Regions from separate parts of the Homo sapiens genome. Here regions 1 and 2 are each linked to region 3. The links are chromatin loops, found by intact Hi-C in ENCODE. Cell type or tissue: endothelial cell of umbilical vein. All regions are shown on one strand.

Region 1 (8,000 bases), 80 kb after region 3:
CTGGAAGAGCAGATATTCTCAACACAAAGAAATGATAAATGCTAAATGAATATGCTAAAACCCTTATTTGATCATTACACATGTATCAAATGATGCAGTATTAATTGTATCCCATAAATATGTACAATTATTACATGTCAACTAAAAAAGAATAATAATAAAAGAAAAAAAAACTGTGTCTTGCTCAAGGCTGGCCTGGCTTCCTCCTACCTTCCCTTTCCCTGCAGGCCTGCCCGACCTTGTGGGGTGGTGTCCACCTCCTGCCCAGGTCCCTCATCAGTAGCTCTGACCCCAGATCCTCCTGACCTATGTCTCTCCTTTTCCATCTGTTCTCTTCTATCAGTCCCAACAGAAGAAAACACAGAGGGCACACCTTTCACTTATCACCCGACACTTTCTTTTTCTTTTTTTTTTCTTTCTCTTTGAGACGGAGTCTCACTCTGTCGCCCAGGCTGGAGTGCAGTGGCGCGATCTCGGCTCACTGTAAGCTCTGCCTCCCAAGTTCACGCCATTGTCCTGCCTCAGCCTCCCGAGTAGCTGGGACTACAGGCGCTTGCCACCATGCCTGGCTAATTTTTTATATTTTTAGTAAAGACGGGGTTTCACCATGTTAGCCAGGATGGTCTCGATCTCCTGAACTTGTGATCCGCCCGCCTTGGCCTCCCAAAGTGCTAGGATTACAAGTGTGAGCCACCGCGCCCGGCCCGCAATTTCTTTCATATGGTTTTCTTTTTCGCTATTTTACTTCACTATAATGGATTTACCCCCTAATAGTCTACTTAGGACTTCTCTAAGATGGACTACACTTCCCTTTACCAACTCTAAGCATCTACCTTCCCTCTCCTTGGAGCAAACAGAAAGGGAAGCACAGCCAGGCTGTTTCCCGTTCTCAGGGCCTAGCACAGCACCTGGCACAGAGGCACTTGCAAACATTTTTCCAGATTCTGATATTGAATACACACCATGCCCACAGCCACAGGCTGAGCCCTCAGGATATGCTCTTCCCCCCAAGACTGCTCTGTCTTCAATAGTTCATGAGAATTATCCCAACTTTATTCCATTAAGAGCTTGGTCTTATCAGAGTGAACAGGCAACCTACAAAATGGGAGAAAATTTTCGCAACCTACTCATCTGACAAAGGGCTAATATCCAGAATCTACAATGAACTCAAACAAATTTACAAGAAAAAAACAAACAACCCCATCAAAAAGTGGACAAAGGATATGAACAGACACTTCTCAAAAGAGGACATTTATGCAGCCAAAAGACACATGAAAAAATGCTCATCATCACTGGCCATCAGAGAAATGCAAATCAAAACCCCAATGAGATACCATCTCACACCAGTTAGAATGGCAATCATTAAAAAGTCAGGAAACAACAGGTACTGGAGAGGATGTGGAGAGATAGGAACACTTTTACACTGTTGGTGGGACGGTAAACTAGTTCAACCATTGTGGAAGTCAGCGTGGCAATTCCTCAGGGATCTAGAACTAGAAGTACCATTTGACCCAGCCATCCTATTACAGGGTATATACCCAAAGGACTATAAATCATGCTGCTATAAAGACACATGCACACGTATGTTTATTGAGGCACTATTCACAATAGCAAAGACTTGGAACCAACCCAAATGTCCAACAACGATAGACTGGATTAAGAAAATGTGGCACATAGACACCATGGAATACTATGCAGCCATAAAAAATGATGAGTTCATGTCCTTTGTAGGGACATGGATGAAATTGGAAATCATCATTCTTAGTAAACTATCGCAAGGACAAAAAACCAAACACTGCATGTTCTCACTCATAGATGAGAACTGAACAATGAGAACACATGGACACAGGAAGGGGAACATCACACTCTGGGGACTGTTGTGGGGTGGGGGGAGGGGGAAGGGATAGCATTAGGAGATATAGCTAATGCTAAATGACGAGTTAATGGGTGCAGCACACCAGCATGGCACATGTATACGTATGTAACTAACCTGCACATTGTGCACATGTACCCTAAAACTTAAAGTACAATAATTTAAAAAAAAAAAAAAGAGCTTGGTCTTAAATTCTGACACCACATTCCAGGCAAAAGTGCAAATGTCTTCCCCAAGCGCATCTTTGTTTCCCAGCTGTATTTTCGTTTGAACAACAGAAAGTCACAAGGTGCTATTTTAGCAGAGGAATCTTATGGAAAATAACCCCTCAGGTTGATGCTCCTGTGCACTGGAAACTACAGGTTCCCATAGGGCATGGGGTGTGATTTGTTTAGAGCCGAATTGTTAAAAGCAGCAGGGTAAGGTCCGAGGATCATTCAGGTCATTCGGTTCTGTCTACCTGCCTTGAGCCAAGAATCGCTTCTGGCTCTGGCCCACGTGGGCAGCAAAGGAAGAAGCTCCAGAACTCATCTCCCCACCAGAACCAGGAGCTCATGGTCAACTCCAGGGCAATGTGGGAACGGACCCAGGAAGTTCAGTAATGCAGGGAAGAGGCAAGAAAAAGAAGTACCTTAAGCAAAGGACTCAGGACACTGGAGGCCCCCAGTCAAGGGGAACTGTTTTCACCGCTAAGATGATAAGAAATCACAACCTTAACCAGGCTAACTTAACTCTCACAGCCTCCCCTACTGCCTTTGTCTTCTTCTGCCCTCTCCTAAATGCTCCTTCTTGCCTTAAGCTTTCTGAGTGGTCCCTTTGACATTTCCACAAGGATCCCAACATGCCCACCATTGGACCCATGCCTGCCCTCAGCCTGAGCCCTCTACTGGCCTTGGCTCACCCTCTCTAGAATCACAGTCCTATCTGGCTCTCCTTCTTCATCAACCACCTGCCACCAAGGTCTGTCGTCTCTACTCTTCACATGCTTCTCAAACTGGCCGTTCTCCTCATCCTGATTGCCCTCCCTTGGTGCAGACTCATCATCTCTCCATGGGCTGTTGGGATCTTCTCCAGCCTGGCCTCCTTCACTCCAGCCTCGCTCTTCTCTAAACCCGCATTACAGTGCTACCATGGTTACTTATAAAACCCCAGGTCTGACAATATCCCCCTGGCTTTCAAATCTTCTGTGACTTAGTCCAAACTCTCTTCTCACTACACCCTCCAGGGCAGAGCTCACTATTGTAACAGGAAAATCCTGTGTTAAAGTTTTCCATATTGCTTGCAGCTTGTTCAAGGTTTGCAGCTGGTATTACTTTTTTTTTTCTTTTCCTTTTTTTTTAAGGTAGCATTTCAGGCTTTTCAATTCCAATGAATTTTTTTTCAGAGTTCTTTGTCCATCTTCTTTTTGTTTTTTCCTGAGACATCCAAGATGGACTACAGTAGCACAATCATAGGTTACTGCAGCCTCGACCTCCTGAGCTCAAGTGATCCTCCCTCCTCAGCCTCCCAAGTAGCTGGGACTAGAGGTGCACACCACCATACGTGGCTAATTAAAAAAAATTTTTTTTTTTTTTTTTAGAGATAGAGTCTCACTATGTTTCCCAGCCTGGTCTTGAACTCTTGGCCTCAAGTGATCCTCCTGCTTTGGCCTCCCAAATTGCTGGGATTATAGGTGTGAGCCACCACACCCAGCTGCCTATCCTCTGTATCATAGAGTTTAAATGTCTTGCAGTCTGTCTGCTTTCTCCTGTAATGGTTAACTAATGTTTCTTCTGTGATTCCTCAAAGCTCCTACTGATAGTTGAACTATTTCTGTATTTCTTAAAACTTTCAAATCCATGATTAAACAAATAAGAGCTCAGAATGCATAAAATTCTTTGATTAAGTAAATATACAGTTGGAAATGCCTGTGTTTCACACAAAATATTACACAAAGTTTAAAAAAAAAACACTACACAAAGTGGGAATTCTAAGTTTAAATTCAAGAAGGTTAACTACATAAATGATCAGAAATGCATCTGATACTTATACACAGCTCCAGACTTGCCTGTCACCTCTCAGTGTCAACTTTTATAAAGTAATACACACGCTCCTCACACAACCAGTGAATGTTCTGTGTTTTTTAGGAGGAGTGATCAAATTTTAAAATGTGCCCAGATGAACTCTGAGAAAAAAAAAGGACACCGTGCTTTATAGAGGCACATCACCGCACGGGCCCACTGAACTATACTGTTGAGTGGCTCGCTCTGGATTCTACCACTCAACCACAGAGCTTGGGCCTAGGGGGTGCTCCACAAATGCTTGGGCCATGGAGAGGGGCACGCTGAGGTTTTTACTGCCAAGCATACTGTCTCTAGCAGCAGGACCAAGCACAGCTCTCTGGAAAGAACAATTTCTCTTCCTGTTGTCACTTCAAATGTCTGGAGTCTTTCCCTAAACATCTGTGTCTCCCTTTATGGTATGCTCATTCAAAAATGTATGTTGTCAACATTTACATTCTCCAACCTGTTCCAGTACTTGCCATGAGAAATTTGGCAATGTGACCAGGTGCTTCCTTTCCTCGGTCCTAATACTACTGCCTTCCATCCTTAAGGGGAATCCTCTGGAACCCCTATCTGGAGACTGCTGATCAATTCTACCGTATCTGCTCCTTCTTGAGCAACATCCACACAGTCTAATCTGAAAAGCTGGCATGACAGTCCCCTGCTGGACAATATCCCTGGTGCCTGCTGCAGCGTCCGCCCACATAAGCACTCAACACATGCTTGTTGAAGGAATGGATGAACACCAACTGCACACCCCCGAGACTCAATACGTCTCATGTATGCGTCCCAACTTTCTGGCACCTTTCTTCATGGCTTAATCATGACTGGGTTAATTTGCCCCAGGCTTAGTCAGAGGCCAGACTCCAAGCCTGTGGAGGCAGGAAGGCAGAAATCCAGACTTTTGTCTGGACCATCGGACCACAACTTGCCTGTGCAATGATGGACTGCCTAACCCCTGACCTTTTTCCTCCTTATCTCTCTGTCCCCGGGGCCCATGTAGAAAAGACAAGATGCTACTATCTACAGGCAGCTGGGTCAGCAGCCTGATGTTGGGGCATATGCAGACTGATGTCATCATTTAAAGTTTCTACAGGAACCTCTCTAGACAGGAGCTGGCTCCAGGCAGGCACATTTCCGTGAAAGCTCTTGCCAAAAACCATCGCTGAAGAATGTTATGTCGAAGGCTGTAAGTGGTAGAGTAGCTCAATCAGGAGGCTGTCGTCTAGCTGAGCTGTAATCTCCTACCACAAAGTTGTCTAATACAATTTGTTGAGGCAAAGCCTAGCAGATTTAACAGGATGTGTCCATCCTCAGTCTCTGCTCAGTTCTTGGCTTATTTCTGGTCACAGTCCCCACATACAGGGGAGGGGAACTGGTTGAGTCCCACTCCATCATTCCTGGGCTGTAAAATCAGATGCCTTTCATAAGCCCAGTCTTAACTGTAAATAGTATCAGTTTACTATTCCCTCATTGAGCACCCACTGAATGCTCAGCAAGGCTGTGAGCATGCAATGAGTCACAGCTCCTGCTCTCCTGTTTCTTGCATTGTAATGGGATTAACTGATAGTTCAATGAGCAATTATCATCTGATGATAAATGCTGTGATGAGAGAAAGGTGGGGTAGTTTTTTCCTCTTACATTGGGACATATACATATAGAAAAGTCTATACACCATGCATACAAACAAACATAATTATTAAATGGACACCGATAAAACCATGACCGAGATCTACATTGAGAATATTTGCCAGTTCCCCAGAAGTCCCTTGTCTACTTCTCCCTCATCAAAAGCAAATCTCACTCCACCACCTCAATGGTAACCACTTTCCTGCCTTTGTTTTACCTCCTATATATGATCCCTAAAGAATATACCTTAATTTCACCTGCTCTAGTAATGGAGTCATCCACTAGTATTTCTTAGCACCTAACATCTTTCAAACTTATGTTTGTGAGATTCACTCATTTTGTTTTGTAGAGCTATGGCTTGTTCATTTTAATTGTTGTATAATACCCCATTATATAAGTATACTAAAATATATCTAATCAACTCTTGAGGGACATTTGTGTTGTGTCCGGTTTTTGCCTATCTTGAATAATGCTGCGGGGAACATTCTTATTCATGTATCCTGGTGCACATGTGCATGAGTTTCTGTAGACCCAGGACTACAATTGCTGGGTCATGCAGTTTTGTATGATTGGCATTGGTAGCTATTGCCCAACACTTTTCCATGGTGGATATATAAATTTTATATTTCCATCCTCAACATATGTGAGTTCCTATTTCTCTACATCTTTGTCTACATTTGATACTGTCTGATTTTTGAACTTTTGCTCATCTGTTGAATGCAAAATGATATTTTGTTGAGTTTTATTTAACACATCCCTGATCACTCATTAGGTTGAGTGGTTTGGTTGTGTATGGTTTTTTTTTTCTTATGCTTCTGGGCTGTTTGGATTTCTTCTGTGAAAATGTCTATTTAATCCATTTTTTCTATTGGGTTTTTTCTCAGTGCTTCATAGTTATTTTTGTATTCTGGACATTGTTTGGTGATTACATATGGCACCTGTCTTCTCTTGTATTTTCATACTATTTATGGTGTCATTTGAAGAAGTTTCTAACTATAGTATATATTTATTAATCTTTTTCTTTAGGATTCCTGCATCTTGTGTCTAGACCAAGAAAGTTTTCTCTACCTTGAAGTCATAAAATATTTTATATTGCCTTCTAAGTACTTTTACGTTTTTCCTTTCACTTTTTAAACTTTTTCTTTTGAAATAATTATAGACTCACAAAAAATTGCAAATTCTTCCCCCAGTTTTCCCCAATAGTGATATCTTAAATGATTGTAGTACAATATAAAAACCTGCAAATTGACATTGGTAAATATTGCTAACAAAACTTACTCAGTTTTTTTTTGTTTTTTGTTTTTTTTTTTGAGACAGAGTCTCACCCTGTTGCCCAGGCTGGAGTACAGTGGCACGCTCTGGGCTCACAGCCAGCTCTGCCCCAGGTTCACGCCATTCTCCTGCCTCAGCCTCCCGAGTAGCTGGGACTACAGGCGCCCGCCACCACGCCCGGCTTTTTTTTTTTTTTTGTATTTTTAGTAGAGACGTGGTTTCACCGTGTTAGCCAGGATGGTCTCGATCTCCTGACTTCGTGATCTGCCTGCCTCAGCCTCCCAACTTATTCAGTTTTTACCAGTTTCTACATGCACGTGTGTGTGTGTGTGTGTGTGTGTGTGTGTGTGTGTGTGTTTTATGCAAGTTGGTGTCATGTTTAAATTTGGCTCGCATTTTTTAGTGTTCAATCAGTGGAATAGCTTTTGTGCATGATGTGAGGTAGAGATTCAGTTTATTTTCTCCCAAATGGATAACCAATTATTCTAGCATCATTTTTTGAATAGTCCATCCCTTTCCCCACTGATACGCGATGGCTTTTTTCAAAAAAATCAAGTTTCTTGATCTGTGTAGGTTTCTTTCTGATCTCTCCATTCTATTCCATTGATCTATTTATCTATCCCTTCTTTAACATGATACTATTTTAATTACTTTATATTAATACTAAATCTTGCTATATGGCAGGATGATTTCCAAGATTGTGTTCTTCAAGAGTATATTGGCTATGCTTGGCTTTTTTCTCTTCAATATAAATTTTAAAATAAAATTCTAGACTAAAACTTTCAAGTTTCACAAATGATCTTCTTAGGATTTTACTGAAACTGTGTTAAACTGCTTTGTGGAGAATTGACATCTTTACAATAGTGAATCTTCCTAACCAAGAATATGACTTAGCTTTAATTTATCTGCGTTTTCTTTAATGCCTTTCAGTAAAGTGTTGCAACTTTATCCCTGAAGAGTTTTGCACATATTTGGTTAGGTTGACACCTAAGTATCTTGTACTTTTTTTCTTATTTCAGTTATACTTTCAAATTGAGTGTGGAAATACAGTTGAACTTTGTGTATTAATTTTTTTATTAACTTTGCTAAAATCTCATCAATTCTAATAATGTATTCATAAATTCTTCTGGTTTTTCTGAGAAGACAATCATACAATCTGCAGATCATGACAGTTTTATTTCCTC
Region 2 (8,000 bases), 250 kb after region 3:
ATGAGGTGAGGGGTGGGGCAAAATCTTGGGAAGGGCTCTCAGCAAACACCAGCAGAGCCATCTGGTCTGCAGGGCCCCGGGGACAGGGCCTCTGGCCAATGAGCTTTTTTCAAAGGCCTGTGAAAATACGTGACATGCCAAAAAAAAAAAATTATTGAATCTAAAATATAAAAGGAAAAGTATGAAATTGAAAGGAATACATTTTAATTAAATGTCTATAAAACAAACAACGTCAATTCATTCATGTTTAAATTTAGTGTTTCTGGATTCTCTGTTTGAAAATAACGCTAAGGTTTTATTTTCTCCCTCCATAAAATGTACTGTGCATGCACAATGCCAGCCTGGAGAACATAGCCAGACATGTAGTCAATGAGCAGCTATAATTTCAAAAGCAAGATTAATAAAGTCCTTTTGATCCTTTCTACAGCAAAAATGTGATACTCAATGTGAAATATGGGTATATTCTAATGTGTTTGATATTATGTGGAATGCGGACTCCATAATTAAAAGACCCTGGGGCCTGTAATGGTCTTAAACTGGCCCTGGAATTGGGGTCCAGGCTAAATTGAACCAAATCTCTGAGAGGTGAAATGAGAGCCCAGCTGAAGTCTGGGTAATAACAGGATTAGATGGAACCTCAGAACCTTCCAATTCAGAGTCCATCTGAGCACAGGTGCTTTTAACCCTGAAGGGCTGTTCAGACAGATGAGCTTTTAGAGGGTGGACGTGAAGTTCTCTGGGAGGAAGAAGCACCTTTCAAGCGTGATGAACTGTTATGGTAGGTCTCCACTAGAGCTAATATAACTCAGGAAACAGAAAGTGAGCCAGACCAAGTGGGTGGTAAATGACCGCTTGGCTGGGGGCTGGTGGCTGATGGCGGGTGGCTGGTGCAGCGTCACTCAGCAGCGGTAGGTCTCCTGACTGCAGCTGGGATGTGCTGTCACCCACTCCAGCACTAAAATTCAACACTGATTGCCAATTCGCCTTTGAAGGGCGCATTATTTTCTTTAATGATTTTACTCTTACACTTGAGAAAAGGGAGGAGGAAAAAATTGCGTTCTCCAGACACCTCTTGCCCCCTCGTTCTTTGTCTTTGATCCTGTTCCCAAGCTTACGCCATTACACGCCCTCCCTGTCATGCCCAGCTGTGTGCCCTCCCTGCCCGGCCCTCCCCAGCCAGGTTTCTTTGGCTGTGAGGCAGCAAAGGTGCCCAGCAGACACCCCTTCTGCCCTCTCTCAGGCTGCGTTCAGAGCTGGGAGCAGAGAGGCCAGACGGAGGAGGATGCCACCCAGCCTGGCCGCACAGGGCCCAAGGTGACTGGGAGGACCCCGGCTTCCCTCTCACCCCACCCCAGGGGCTCCGGGCAAATGACCTCAGCCTGAAGCAGCCAGTGAGGAGGCGTTTGTAGGGCCACTGGGGTTTGCCAGCTCCTCACTGGCAGATGACCTGGGGGAAGCAGTTTAATAGGTGTGTGTGCCCTTCTATCATGCGTGTCAGTGACCAGAAAGGCAGAGACCAAAGAGCAAAGGTGAGTAGTGACCCTCTACCAGCGAGCAGGCATGGCCCTCCTTCCCTGAGACCCGTCCCCAGCCTTCCTACTCCCTCCATGACAGAGCACACACATGGCCACTGTGGTTTTCATAATAATGAACTCATAAAGAACTAAAATTCACCTAGCACTTTCCGGCTCCCAGAGAGCATTTCCATTTTATTTGATAGTGACAGTGATGCTGGGAACAAAGCAGGACAGACATCAGCACTGTCCCCATGTAATCAGTGACAACACGGTTCCAGGGTGCACTGGCTTGGCCAGTGTTCCGTGGCTAAGATGTGGACAAGCCCAGTGACATTCAAACCTGGGTCTTCTGACTCCAAGACCCATAGTGAGCGGGCTTCAACCCTAAGAACCAACAGGGAAGCACCAGCTCTCACTGAGGAGCCAACCAGGCAATGAGTGTGGATTTGGAGTTGGGATGCACACATGGTGAGTAGCCGTGACCCTAGAATCAGAATATCTGTCTCAAGAAGCTTTTGGGGCTCTTAAAATGCTGACATCATGTAAAGTCATTGACCTTCGGGGGGAAAGATCATTTTATTTATGGCAAGATTCAATGCACTCATTCATTCATGTGTTAATTAATTCAACAAGCACATACATTGAGCACTACTCCATGTTAATAGATGCGAGCCAATTTGCCAAAAAATCAGTGCACCCAAAGACCCAATCTGCTGAATCATTAATTCACTCAATTTAATCCATTTGTCAAATGATTAGTTCACTGATTTTTCCAAATTTACTTGTTGTAGTTGTAACAGCTTGAACAGTAATGTTTTAACAGTGAAAATGTTGGCCAAACAAAAATCTGTAGAAATTCATGTTTTGCAAGTGAAACCCTACCTTCTGGGCAGAATTCCAGCCTTGAACTATATGATAAGATTGTCTTAGGTACCTCTGGTTTCTTTACATGCTTTTGAATGTAAGTGTATATTTTCAAACTTGAAACACTTGAAATATTTTTTCATCAGTTTCTCAAAAGACATTTAATCCTTAACTTGATTGAGGAAGTGTGGAGAAGTAGCTACACAGAAGAACCTGGCCCTGGAGGCAGCCCTGCCTGGTGTGTGAGCCCAGCTCTGCCCCTGTCTTAGCTTTGGCACCTTGGTCGAGTGACTTACACATATGTGATGGGAGCTCGGCCATATCACTTACAAATACTAGGGGAAAAAAACACATCATAGTAATAACAAGGTTATTTCTAGGTGGTGGATTGTAAGTAAATTTACTTGCCTTTTTAAATACTTTGTATTTATTTATTTATTTTGAGATGGAGTCTCGCTTTGTCGCCAGGCTGGAGTGCAGTGGCGCGATCTCAGCTCGCTGCAACCTCCACCTCGCGGGTTCAAGCGATTTTCCTGCCTCAGCCTCCCGAGTAGCTGGGATTACAGGCATGCGCCACCACACCTGGCTAATTTTTGTATTTTTAGTAGAGATGGGGTTTCACCATGTTGGCCAGGCTGGTCTCGAACTCCTGACCTCAGGCGATCCGCCTGCCTCGGCCTCCCAAAGTGCTGGGATTACCGGCATGAGCCACCGTGCCTGTCTAAATACTTTTTGATGTTTTAAAACATCCCTTGAATAATTTTAAGTGTTCACTATGGAAGAGGAACCACACCAGATGGCTTCATATATATTGTTTTAAACCATGTATGTTGTTTTAAACTTCATGTATGTTGTCATAAACCCACAAGATAGGTAATATTATCACTCATTTAGAAAGAAACTGAGGCTCCAAAGCATTAAGTAACTTGCACAAATCCCACAACTCTAATGAGCCTGACTTCCAATCTGTCTGACTTCAAAGCTCGTGCTAATTTGTACTTTCTCTGGCTCAACCGGTGTCCGCCTCTATTATATTAAATGGGTGTAATATTTGCATCTTAAAATATGGTGGGAGGATGGAATGAAATGATAGGTATGAAAGTCCACTGCAAACGATAAAGCCTTCAACAAAGAATATTAATAATAGGTAACGTACACATAGTGTGCGCCCAGTACTGGGCTGTTCCAAGGGCTTTGTAGATATCACATTCCCTTAATCATCTCAGTGATCCTGAGAGGCAGATGGCCATTATCCCCATTTTACAGAAAGGATATTGAAGAACAGAGAAGCTAAGTAACACGCCAGAGTCACACCACCACACATTATACCAGTTACCCAGATGGGAGCCTTTCAATTATAAATGACTCCCAAGTCACCTGTTTCCCAATATTCTCCCCAATTCCTTCCCCAGGGATACACTGTACCTTACTAGGTGGCAGGTAGTACACCTGGCTCAGCAGGAGGTCAGAGATGAAAGGTCAGGCATTAGGTTCAGGGCTCCATGGTATTGCATGGACCTTGCTTTCCGGGGACTGCCTGGGACAACCACGCACTCCAAAGACACTGCTGCCACCTGCTGTTCACATATTCTCCACCCAATGGCTTCTCCCCAGCACCTGCATGCGTGAGCCTCTCAACAGCATTACCGTCTTTCCCAGACCCATTCTGCAGCCTGGGTAAAAGAATTTAAACTTTTGCTCAATTTCAAATGCAAGAAGAGTAAACCCTTAGAAACAGAAGAGTTTGAATAAGGGAGCTGAGACACACTCCTGAGCAGTGTGACCTCGGGGCCCTCAGCCTCTTTAAGTCTGTTTCCTCATTTGTAAAATGAAGACACCATAATAATATGTGCTTCATGCAATTGTTTTTAAAATAAGATTTTTTTCCAATCTACAATTTACTTTCCTATCAGAAAAAAATGCTAAATATGTAAAGGGCAAGGCAGGATGGGACACAATTAAACATCCTAAATACCTACAATCATCTCTGTTTACATTATTGTTTTTAACAAATCTTTAACTTTTTTATTAATAAGGCATCTTGATTTATATTTTGCTACTGATTTTGAGCTCATCAAAGTAAATTCTGTCATTCTATTTGCATTTTATTGAGTACCTGAACCAGAAATGTGAAATGGGGAAAGGGTTACCTGATTTTTTTTTTTAATGAAAAAAGATTTCATAATTAAAATGGTCCCTTCCATCTGAGATTCTCAGAATATTCCCAAGATTCTGGTTCACAAGTTTCACATCACTTCTTTCAGGCAAATGGGCAACCTAAAACTGAGAAAATTGAAGTGGGCTTTTGCCACTTAAGTTCCCTTGGGAACTGACACAAATAGCAAAGCTAAGAGGCCTGGCTCCCGCTACACAGCTATAAACATCACACCAGATTCTGTTTGCCTGAAAACTCCTTCTGACTGAGTCTAGATGCCAGTTGTTAGATGATAGTCAATTTGCATGTTGCCAATCTAATATTCCTGGATCCTTAACTTATGTTGCTGGTTTAGAAGTTCAGTAAAACTGAAACTGTATTAGTAAGTTCCAGCAAGAATGTGTAAACTATTTCAGTAGTATCCACTCTGCTGCATACCATAGACCTGGATGTCATGGTTTAAAGGGGCAGATCTAGCTGCTCTCAACCTCTAAAGGGGAGGCTGAGTGCCAAATCACTCTCCTACGTCCTTGGTATGGACAAAAGAGTAAATGAAGATACTATCAGCTACCTGGATTTATCTTTCTGGTGACAAAACTTTTCCCTCTAAAAAAGTAGCCCTTGAAAACTGTCTTTCCTTTGTGGAAATAAAAATAGCATTTTAAAAGAGACAGCATTTGATACCTATTAAATTGGTAAAATTTTATAATAAATTGCTCAATGCTGGAATGTTAGCAATGAGATCAAATATGTTAATGGCATTAAAATTTGTGGGATCCTTTTGGAAAGCAATAGAAATATATTTGCAAGAACTCTAAAGAGTTTTTAAGCTTTGAGCTAATAATTCTATCCTGGAGACTTTGGTTTTCAACAAAGGCAAAAAGCTATATTTAAGAAGCCACTTGTCGTAGCATTATTTTTATTTTTTGAAACAGCGTTTTGCTCGTTGCCCAGGCTGGAGTGCAATGGTGCAATCTCGGCATACTGCAACCTCCACCTCCCAGGTTCAAACAATTCTCCTGCCTCAGCCTCCCAAGTAGCTGGGATTACAGGTGTGTGACACCAGGCCCGGCTAATTTTGTATTTTTAGTAGAGATGGGGTTTCACTATATTGGTCAGGCTGGTCTCCAACTCCTGATCTCAGGTGTTCCGCCCACCTCGGCCTCCCAAAGTGCCGGGATTACAGGTGTGAGCCACCGTGCCTGGCCCGTTTGTTGTAGCATTATTAATAGTAGAAAAAGAAAAACCTGGCGACAACCTATATCTTCACCCAAAAGGAATCATGATTAATTCAGTTGATGGAATATTATTTCACCATTAAAATGATAAACACGGAGGCTAGGTAGAAATGTAGATGCCTATCAAAGTATAATCACAAAAAGAAGAAAAAGGAAATGTGGAGAAATGCATAAGTGAAAAAGGGGCAGAAAACCAAAATGATATGTACATTGTAACTACAGCCCTCTTAAGTGCTTATGGATGCCAACTAGGCTGTAATGGGCAAAAACACAGAGCTGTGTTAAGATGGTAGAATTCTGGATGATTTCTCTTTATTTCCAAATTCCCTTAATGTGTTTACATTATAAAAAGAAAACTGGCCTTTCAGGGTGTAGATATTCTGAGTTAACCTAGTTACTCTACAGAGTACCTCTTTCTCCAATGGGGAGACAGCCATGATCTATTTGGAAAAGCCAGTGATTTCTCATTCTATCGTAGTAAGTTGCAAAATAAATTCATCAAGCACTACAATGATCAAATATGATATACTGCAATTGGAAGAAGCAGGGCAGAAAAATATCCTCTATTAAAGAATCTTGTGCTCCTAAATCTTCAGTATGTTGATCTGGGTTGATCTGTGCTAAGGTGACACTTGTCCAGCCTTGATGGAAGAATTATAAAGTGACTATGAAATATGTCAAGGCCTGTTTCACTACCAACTTGCATTTGACTAGCACTTTATAATTGTATTTATTTATTTATTTAGAGACAGTCTCACTCTGTCACCCAGGATGGAGTGCAGTGATGCAATCTCAGCTTACTGTGACATCCGCTTCCCAAGCTCAAGCAATTCTCATGCTCCAGTCTCCCAAGTAGCTGGGATCACAGGCACCTGCCACCATGCCCAGAGAATTTTTGTAAATTTAGCAGAGACAAGGTTTCGCCACGTTGGCCAGGCTGGTCTCGAATTCCTGACCTCAAGTGATCCACCCACCTTGGCCTCCCAAAGTGATGGGATTACAGGCAAAAGCCACCGTGCCCGGCCTATAATTTTTAAAATATTTTCACATCTTTTATCAAGTTTGAGTTTCCCAACTCTGTACAGCAGGCAGGGCATGTAGTATTTTACACATGGGGACACTGAGGCTTAGAAAACTAAGTGACTGGCCGGGCGCGGTGGCTCATGCCTGTAATCCCAGCACTTTGGGAGGCCGAGGCATGTAGCATATTAACTCTGAGCTACATGGATTATGGTGAAACTACTGATTGACTTTTTAAGCGCAGAAAGGAATTTTTTTTTTTTTTAAAGACAGAGTTCTCGTTTGTTGCCCAGGCTGGAGTACAATGGCGCGATCTCAGCTCACCACAACTTCTGCCTCCCGGGTTCAAGTGATTCTCCTGCCTCAGCCTCCCGAGTAGCTGGGAATACAGGCATGGGCCACCACATCCAGCTAATTTTGTATTTTTAGTAGAGACGGGGTTTCTCCATGTTGGTCAGGCTGGTCTCAAACTCCCGACCTCAGGTGATCTGCCCGCCTCAGCCTCCCAAAGTGCTGGGATTACAGGCATGAGCCACCGTGACCGGCCCAGAAAGGAATGTTTTGTGAGGTATGAATGGTTAGTGTGCCTGGGGAGGTCCACGCAATGATCTGTTGGAGAGCCTGATAGCAACGTGGTGAGGCCACAGTGTGGTACAATTGCAGGAAGATGACTCAGGACCTCAGTACCCACAAACAGGAGGCATCTATGAGAGGGAGGCGGGGGGTATGCAGTGCCTGATGGAGACTTCGGCAGGAAGAACTAAGGGTGGACCTAGCCTTAGATCTTTGGTCCCTCAGTGATCAAGATTGCTCAGAGGAAAATCTTTCAAACTTAGACTGGGGCATAGAAATAAAGGGAGTAACTCTTGAGATGGTTTCTAAGAAAGAACTAAGTAACCACACATTGATAACAACAGTCATATTCCCAGCCTCCCTGTGGTTCCTGCCATGGCTCTGGGCGCCTATGCTTGAGCCAGCAAGGTCGGGCTTCTCATGCTGGATCTGCAGACTCACCCCCAGACGCCTATGGAATTTCAAATTCTGTCTTTCCATTTGATTACTATTTAAAATTAGATTCATGGTTGCAGGTTCTGGGTCCTCTGGCCATCCACTGAGTACCATAACATGGCTTCACAATCTACACTGGCACTGTGTTTAGATGGGATTGGAGCCAAATAATTCTATTTGAATTGTCACAGGCTAAAG
Region 3 (8,000 bases):
CTGGCCTTAAGATCTCAGCACAGACTATCAGCATGTTCCATTCTCAGATTCCTGGAGGAAAGGTACCCTCTGTTGACCAAGGGGCTGGCTGCTTCTGAGACTTACCAACCCAAGAAATTTGGAGACATTCCCCTCAGGCTAAAAGGCAGCGGTCCCCAGAGTTCAGAAAGCAAAAGATCTTGACAACTGTGCCAGTAGTGGCTCTGGTCCTATCTCTCCACAGTGCTGGCCTCTGCTGGGGAAGGCATCTTTCCCAAAGGTATCCCCAAGTACCATGTTGAAAATGTCCTCAGTCTGTTGCTCCATCTTTCTGAGCCTCTGCTTGGTATGTCATGTTTATGGTCACTACGGATGAGTGTGTGCAGAGTTTGGGTTGATTCTTTTAAATGCTACAAACAAGAGCTATTTCTTTTCAATAAAAAAGGTTTGGATTCGGCCTCTTCCTCTGAGCCCACCTCCCAGCCCTCCAGGGAGCATCAGTGTACCTGAGTCACTTTGTCTGCATCTCTTCATCCCACAAAACACGAGGCTGGGTCTCATTCAGCGGCCTCTCACCAACCTTCAAGATCCAGAAGAAAACAGGAACGTTCAGCTCTGCCCTGTGTCGTATCTAATCACATACATTAATTTATCTAACCACATAAGTTATTTTTTTTTATTTGCCAGAAATAAACCTTTAAAGGAACAAACCTGTGTGGAGGACTCATGGGAATGGGAGGAAGATGGAAAAGAAGGGGGAAGAGACTGTCTTTATCATGAGAGTAAAATTCCACCTTGAGGACTAGCTCCATAGTTACCAGAGGTATGTCAGGAGAGAGCACGTGTGTGTGAGTGAGTGACAGACGCAGAGCCACAGGGTGCCACAGAATTTCATGTAGCTTTGCTGACAAGAGTTAACTTGGAGAAACTCCAGGAGCAGGCGTCCTGGACAAGTAGCTAGGGGGCTTTTTGGCTTTACATACCGCCTCTGTCAGAAGACCGCACAGCTGAATACAGAAGTGCATATGGGATCATCTCCAATCTTGACCCAGGTCCTGGCACAGGAAGGTTAGGTTCACTTCTGACAGCTGAGGCCACAACTGCAACCCCCGGAGACTGCCAGGCCCTCCTTCCTGTTTGGACTGGGAATTGCTGGGGGCCAGAAGTCCTTGTTTGTGGCGGGGCAGCCAGACTTAGAAAAGTGTGAGGCATTTCTAATCTGCAAGAGGGGGTGTCAAAGAATCACCATCGCAACGAAGAGAGTCACTGGTATGTCTAACAACCAATAAGAAAGATTTTTTTTCACGCTTGAAAGGATGATTTAGGATCTCTAAGCCAGTTGATAATGAAGGTTTTTATATCTTTGATTAACAAGAACAACAAAAATGAGATTGGAGCTGACCACACCCAAAATGAATGTGGGAAGCCTGAGCCGACCAGGAAGGGGTGAGAGGACTGACTGACTTAATGAGCCTCCTGGGTGTCAGCTCGGTGCTGCTGGACACCCAGAGCCCAGCCCTCCGCAGCTGTGGGGAAGGTGGTGTGGCCATTTTGCAGAGCGGCAAACCAAGACTCATGCAGAAGTGGTGTCTGCAGGAGTTCAGATCCTCTGCACACGCAGCTCAATCAGGCTGACCCATCAACTACGACCTTAACTTAGAAGTGCCCCAGCCCCTGCTGTGTGTAGGACTCTGGGGACCCGAGCCTAATTCCTGGAGGAGGTCACAGTCCAGGGAGGGCAAACATTGACCCAAGGGTGTGGGAGTAAAGGGCAGAGCCCTGAAGCTGGGAAGGATTTCCAAGAGGAGGACATTTGGCCCGACTCCTAATAAATAGGAGTTCCCCAGCAGAGAAGGGATGGGGGTGGCACTCCAGGCTGCAGGAACCGCACTTAGGTAGGCCTGGGTTTCTGAAGAGGCAGTTGCTTAAGGAGGTGAACAATTCCCTGAGGCCGGCAAGGAGGCAGCCAGGAGCACACCGTGAGGGGCCTTGTGTCAGGGAGGGCACTTCAGGTCCAGTCATAAGATGAATCACTCTGCAGGAGATCAGGAGAGAGATTCTGTGCAGGGAAAATGCATGATGGAAACAGGAGATGCACTAACAAAGGTCAGCAACTGGAGAATGAATTCGGTTCCAAGGTAAAAAAAATTCAAAGCAGGGTGAGCTGGGCCACAGAGCTGCCCAGTGGGAGATGCTGTAGTGGGAGGGGCTGCTGCCAGAGGTAGGATGGGGGAGCCGCGTTCCATCTCTAAGTTAGCTAACACCTACCCTACACCTACCACGTGCCAGACACGCACCATTATCACCTTTATTTAATCCTCACAACTATACCCTGTACAACGCATGGGTGCTCTTATCTCCATTTTATAGCCAGCAAGGCTGAGGCACAGAGAGGTTAGGTAACTTGCCCAAGGCCACACAGCTAGCAGAACGGGGATCTCCCAACCACTATGTTAAGATCACCCAGCTAGTGAGTGGCAAAGCAAGGATTGAAATTCCAATTTGTTTCCAAAGCTTTTTTTTTTTTTTTAAATCAAGAGCATAGGGAGAACCTCAGTCAGACCTGGCTAGTGGGATAGATATTAAGCAGGCAGACACAGGGAGAGGGAGCTGGGGGCAGACGGAACTGTGTGCATATGGCAGAACCTGGGATGTGCTGGGGGCTCCTGGGCGAGTAGGGAAAGAGACCATAGGGGCTGGTGGGGGCTGCAGGAGAGGCCAAGTCTGCACATGTCTGGTGAGGGGAAGAAGAAGACATTCTGAGACCACTGAGTGAGCCCGTGCTACCGAGCTTGTTCTGTATCATGCAGTCACAGAGAGCCTTGCTTTACTTTATTCCCACTGAGTGTCTCCAAAACCCTGTTTTCAGACCACAGCTCTATCCTGGGTTTAAAACCACAGCGTTCACAGGTAGTTCTGTGGTTCCGAGATACTCCACCAGGCATTTTTATCTGAACACCTTCCACCCCAAGCAGAGCACAATTGCAGGAGTTCTGCTGCCTGAACTCCCCAAGGGGAGAAGCCCCAGCCCAGACCCTCTATGGCCAGGCTGACCTGGGGGTGGTGGGCGGAAAACCCTGCCTGTGTGGGCTGGCACCTAGGAGGGGCAGTAACAGCCTGAGCTCTTGCGGCCATATTCAGAGCCTCCTGCCTGTTTGGGCCTCTCTCAGGATAATCTGCAGCTTATTTTCAGAAAGAGAAGTTTAATTCCCTTAAGCTCACAACTAAATGTTGGAGAAATGCTTTCTGGACTCATCAGAAGGCTGACCATGTTCCACATGGGGTCCAAGACTTGGGGTAGCCCAGGGTGAGAAGGGGCCCAGAGGGAGGCCCTCAGTCCCATGCGCCCAGCACCCTGGTGTTGCAGAGGCATTTGGAAAAGCAGGAAGGGAGAGGTGCTTAGAGGCTCCGGGGCAGAGATGGGCTGGTGTCCTCTCAGCTCCCTGACTCTATGGGCATGAGAGGAGATGGAAGGAGAAGGCAAGGCACGGTTCTTCCCTCCAGAGATCTCAGACCACCCTGGAGAAGCCCGTCTCCTGCAAGGAGAAATGAGAGCAATGCCAAGTTATCCAGTGTGGTGGGAGGCCAGCAGGACTCCAGCCTCAGGGCGGGTCCTTGGGAGGGTAGGACTGAGGAGGAGGTGGGCTGGAGTAGATTCTCAAAGGATGGGAAGTAGCCTGGGCTACTGAACAGAGCAGAGAGAACATTTAGGGTGTTAGGCATGCAGGCAGGAAGGAGGGATACGGGGAGAGGACCATGCAAGGCCTAAACCTGGAGGGACAGGTAGGGACAAAGGCTGTCTGGCAGGGCCTGCACTCCTTGGAATCAGGGCTCCGTTCCAAAGGAATAAGGGGCCAGGGAAGCAGGGGAAGACATGACAAACCTTTCAGGCTGGCTGCCACTCTGCCTCAGTGCTACATTCTCCAATGTCTGCAAGCTCATCATCAGCTCACCTGATGGATCGGGGCATTTTGCTTGGCTACCAGCAAGCCACATAACAGTCCTGTTCCCTGGTTTGCATCCTAGAGGCACCTATGTTTGCTGATTCGATGGATCCTGACAGAGCAGTTTGCCAATCACGGAGCTTCCTGGGTTGCGTGGAGGAAAGCCCTCTGCACCCAAGTTTGCAGTCCTTGCTGTTCTGCATCCCAGGTGGTTCTGACCACAGGGGGCAGTGTGGTTCCATAGGACACCGATAGATCGGGTAGCCCTGTTTCCTGGAGAGAAAAAGGAGGTGTTTCATGGGTAAATAAGTATCAGAAATCAGGCTATGAAAGGTAAATAGGTTAATAATTTAATAAGTCTCTATGAGACTTCTTGGAGCCTTTAAGATACTCATATGCACTGGATATCTCCAAAAGGAGCCTATAATATATGGGGTTGCCCCAATTTGGAGGCCCTTGGAGCAGTTTTTAATTTCAGTATATTTTGAGGGACAGATATTCCAAAGATCACACCTTGGGAAACACTGCTCCCAAATCCTATTGCAATTACTGTCTCTCCTCCCCTCTTAGCATGTCACATATCCCGTCTAGTGTTACTAGGTAGTATTTCGCCTGTGCAGCAGCCTCATCTAGGTCGGAGGCAGGGATCTCATGCAGCCTCCCTAGCACCCAAAACCAAGCCTTGGACATGTGAGATATTTAATAAAGATTGATTGCCTGGGAGAAAACTTCAGACCATGCAGTTTGTAACTCGTGTTTATGACCTGCTTGGTGTCAGCTGCTTTGAACTCTGGCTGATTTGAGCTTGAACAAACTAAAAAAGCCTGTTCCCAAACACCTACCACCCACCACAGCTGTCTTCTTCCTCCTCCCCACCTCCCCGTGGCCTTGCCATGCCACAGGGCAACATTATTGCCTAAGACTAAAATAGTTTCTCTGAAAATCGCTTTCCTAGGGTTTCCTTCCTGAAACAGCTGCAAGGAAACACAACTTGATCCTAAATATCCTGCCACCTCCTGGTAACTCTCCCCATTGTCCAGCAAAATCCAGAAGACAGGCTCCAGCTCAAAAGGAGTCGTTTGTTTGTTGAGACAGAGTCTTGCTCTGTTGCCCAGGCTGGAGTGCAATGGCGCGATCCTGCCTCACTGCAACCTCTGCCTCCCAGGTTCAAGCAATTCTCCTGCCTCAGCTTCCAGAGTTGCTGGGATTACAGGCACCCGCCACCACAGCCAGTTAATTTTTGTATTTTAGTAGAGACGGGGTGTTGTCATGTTGCCCAGGCTGGTCTCAAACTCTTGACCTCAAGCGATCCACCCACCTCAGCCTCCCAAAGTGCTGGGATTACAGGTGTGAGCCATCATGCCCCGCCAAAGGGAGTTGTTACTGAAATATTGAGAGGACCTTGGACGGTGTGAGCCAATCCCTACACAACGGTGCCCCTGGTCTGAATGCCAGTGGGATGTGAGGACCATCTGAAAAAGAAGGGAAAGGTAGAGGGGAAAGGGTACTTTAAGAAGCAGAGTTTCCTCCTGCAGCTGCATGCTCCAAAAGGGCACTTGAAATTCAACTCCCTAATCCTTCCTTCCCTTTTCTTGCCTCATGTAGTACAATGAAGTGAAAAGAACCTACAAGGGCTTTGAACGTCAGAGAGACATGGCTCTGAGCAAGTCTTAGCTTTCACGCCTGTTGATAGACAGTGTACTTGACTTCCCAGCATCTACTCCCCTCTGCCTATGGAGTCCAGCAATATTTGGGGGGAGTTGGCCTCAAGTCAAGGATAATACCATTCCCCCTGCTAGTGACTGGTTCTGGAATGGACATATAACCTGATTCTGGCCAAGGAGATAAGAGAAAATATCTGCTGGAGATAAGAGGAAACACATTCTTGACAGTTTACTGAGTGGATAATATGTATTTCTCTTTCCTACTCCCAGATTCCAAATTCCCTGCTTTTTTGGCCCACCTCACCACAAAAGCTCCATAGTTTATTCATCTAAGTTTGCATGGATGCTTCTTTGGGGGAACTGCAGGAGTTCATGGAAGAGTTTCAGAAAGGAATGAGAATGCCTCAGGAGTTGTTCTGTGATGGAAATTGGCCTGTTGTTCTGTTAATGCTGCTAGAAACTTACAGCGCTTAATAAAAATCTATTCTTTTAGTAAAAAAAAAAAAAAATTATTCCCTTTTCTTTCATAGCTACATGAAAGCAATCTTGAAAATGTGACCAATGAAAACGGTGTTATCCTTGACTTGAGGCCAAGTCCCCAAAATATTGCTGCACTCCACAAGGCAGAGGGGAGTCGATGTTGGGAAGTCAAGCACAATGTCTATCATATATCCCCAACAGGCTCTCTCTTCCCTATCAGTAGTGAATGAAAAAGCCACTTTCTGACCACAATCAGCACCAGCCTCATCGTGGAGCCTCCCGCAAGGATGGTGGAATGAAGGCAATCGAAGAATCTGTATCTTTGGTGGCAGTGTCGATCGGTTTGTCTAACCTAATTCTTCCAGGCTTCCCAATCACTAACCAGATACACTTCTGCCACATTTAAGCCAGACAGAGTTGGGCTTGCAGCCAAGGTGCCCTAACTAATGCCAGGTAGCAGTCGCATGGGAAAAGGCCAACAAGCATTTGACCACATACTAGGCATGCAGCGAAATTTTGTTCCGTTTTCCTTCACACCTACATGAAAGCAATCTTGAAAATGTGACCAATGAAAACCCCACTGCGTCCACTTTCAAGAGTTAACTGAGCACTCGTGCCCCTAACGTGGTGCCAGACTCACAGTAGGTCTTCAACAAATGTTTACTTTTTGATGCATCTCTAGAGTGTGATGTTGGTAACACCCGGATTCCAGTATATGGCTTACTTGATGGGTATGGAAAAGGATAGCAGACTTATTACAGACAGCAGCCATCCCAGTCCTGTTTCTAGACTCTGGGATGAGCGGTCGGGGCACAGGTCTCCCCACCCCTAGTCTCCATCCCTGCGCTCTGAGAAGCTAGAGAAGTCTGTGGCCAATCACCTACACAGCAAACCATGTGAGGAATGTCTGGTATTTGGGTATGTGGTATGGTATGGGTTTGTTTTTCCTGTTCATCATCACTTAGGATGGAAATCTTTAACTATTTTGACTGGAGGCATGAGCGTGGAGCTCAGGACCCCAGGGATTGGAAGGTGGGGGAGGGCACAGGACAGTCCTGGTCTTTTTTCTGCTCCTGGGACTAAATGGCACCATCCCTGACCTGGTGTGTTGTGCTCAGTCTCTGACTTTTCCCTGTGGCCCCACAAAAGCGTTGATTTCGAAGCAGCAGTAGCAGCAGGGGGAAGACATTTCCTCGGGCAGGGAATCACTGAAAGCTACAGAGACGAGTCTGGCAGGAAGGAGACTCAGCCCCTGCATGGCGGGGCTGGTTGTCCTTTGTGCTCAGTGTCTAGCTCCTAAGTTCCGCACAGGGGACAGAATCTGGGCTGAAATCTGAGACTTAGGTTCTGGTTCTGGCTGGGTGATCTTGGGCAAATTTCTTTATTTCTTGGAAACTTTTTGTTTTTATGTATTAACAGGCCTTTTGCCATGACTCTGAGTCTGGATGGTGAATATCCTTGATCTTTGGCAGCTACCAATTCTTTGAGAATAAATTATATACTAGGTGCTCTACTGGGTGTTTTATGAATATCGTTATTTTCCTCATCACAGATAACATTTATTAAGTGCTTACAATATTCCAGTCGACTACAGTTCCAAGGGCTATTTAAATACTGAGGTAGGGTCTAACCCCATTTTATTTTTTATTTTTTATTTTTATTTCTTTGAGACAGAGTCTTGCTCTGTTGCCCAGGCTGGAGTGCAGTGGCGCGATCTCGGCTTACTGCAAGCTCCGCCTCCCGGGTTCACGCAATTCTCCTGCCTCAGCCTCCCGAGTAGCTGGGACCACAAGCACCCGCCACCCCACCCAGCTAATGTTTTTGTATTTTTAGTAGAGATGGGGTTTCACCATGTTAGCCAGGATGGTCTCGATCTCCTGACCTCGTGATTCGCCCGCCTCGGCCTCCCAAAGTGCTGGGATTACAGGCATGA

The links. Peaks named below come from ENCODE experiments on the same cell type or tissue, not always from the same donor. Only the 100,000 strongest peaks of a DNase experiment are listed, where the experiment ranks them.
Region 1: it touches region 3 in a loop (8-fold over the local background); 8 of 110 quality-filtered maps call a loop at or near these places.
Region 2: a loop joins it to region 3, with 14 times the contacts of the local background. A loop is called at or near these places in 85 of 110 quality-filtered maps.

The regions. Positions count from the first base shown.
Region 1 is chr15:62,923,778-62,931,777 of GRCh38, forward strand. No RefSeq gene overlaps it. Among named protein-coding and RNA genes, the nearest start is that of MIR190A, 100 kb to the left of the region's middle. In endothelial cell of umbilical vein, a CTCF peak has its summit at 4,597 (motif pointing left); DNase peaks (open chromatin) are centred at 5,074 and 5,364; H3K27ac peaks cover 1,960 bases.
Region 2 is chr15:63,089,815-63,097,814 of GRCh38, forward strand. No RefSeq gene overlaps it. Among named protein-coding and RNA genes, the nearest start is that of LACTB, 28 kb to the right of the region's middle. RefSeq lists an enhancer at 532-4,328 and a silencer at 7,296-7,590. In endothelial cell of umbilical vein, a CTCF peak has its summit at 3,967 (motif pointing left); DNase peaks (open chromatin) are centred at 3,947, 7,457 and 7,967; H3K27ac peaks cover 1,228 bases.
Region 3 is chr15:62,843,943-62,851,942 of GRCh38, forward strand. It overlaps TLN2 (talin 2), which reads left to right. Exons shown (of 59, transcript NM_015059.3): 59 at 1-689. It overlaps LOC105370854 (a long non-coding RNA gene), which reads right to left. Exons shown (of 7, transcript XR_007064671.1): 2 at 3,933-4,196; 3 at 963-1,198; 4 at 1-559. Among named protein-coding and RNA genes, the nearest start is that of MIR190A, 24 kb to the left of the region's middle. RefSeq lists enhancers at 1,444-1,944, 2,626-3,127, 3,128-3,627. In endothelial cell of umbilical vein, a CTCF peak has its summit at 4,136; DNase peaks (open chromatin) are centred at 4,159 and 4,909; H3K27ac peaks cover 3,461 bases.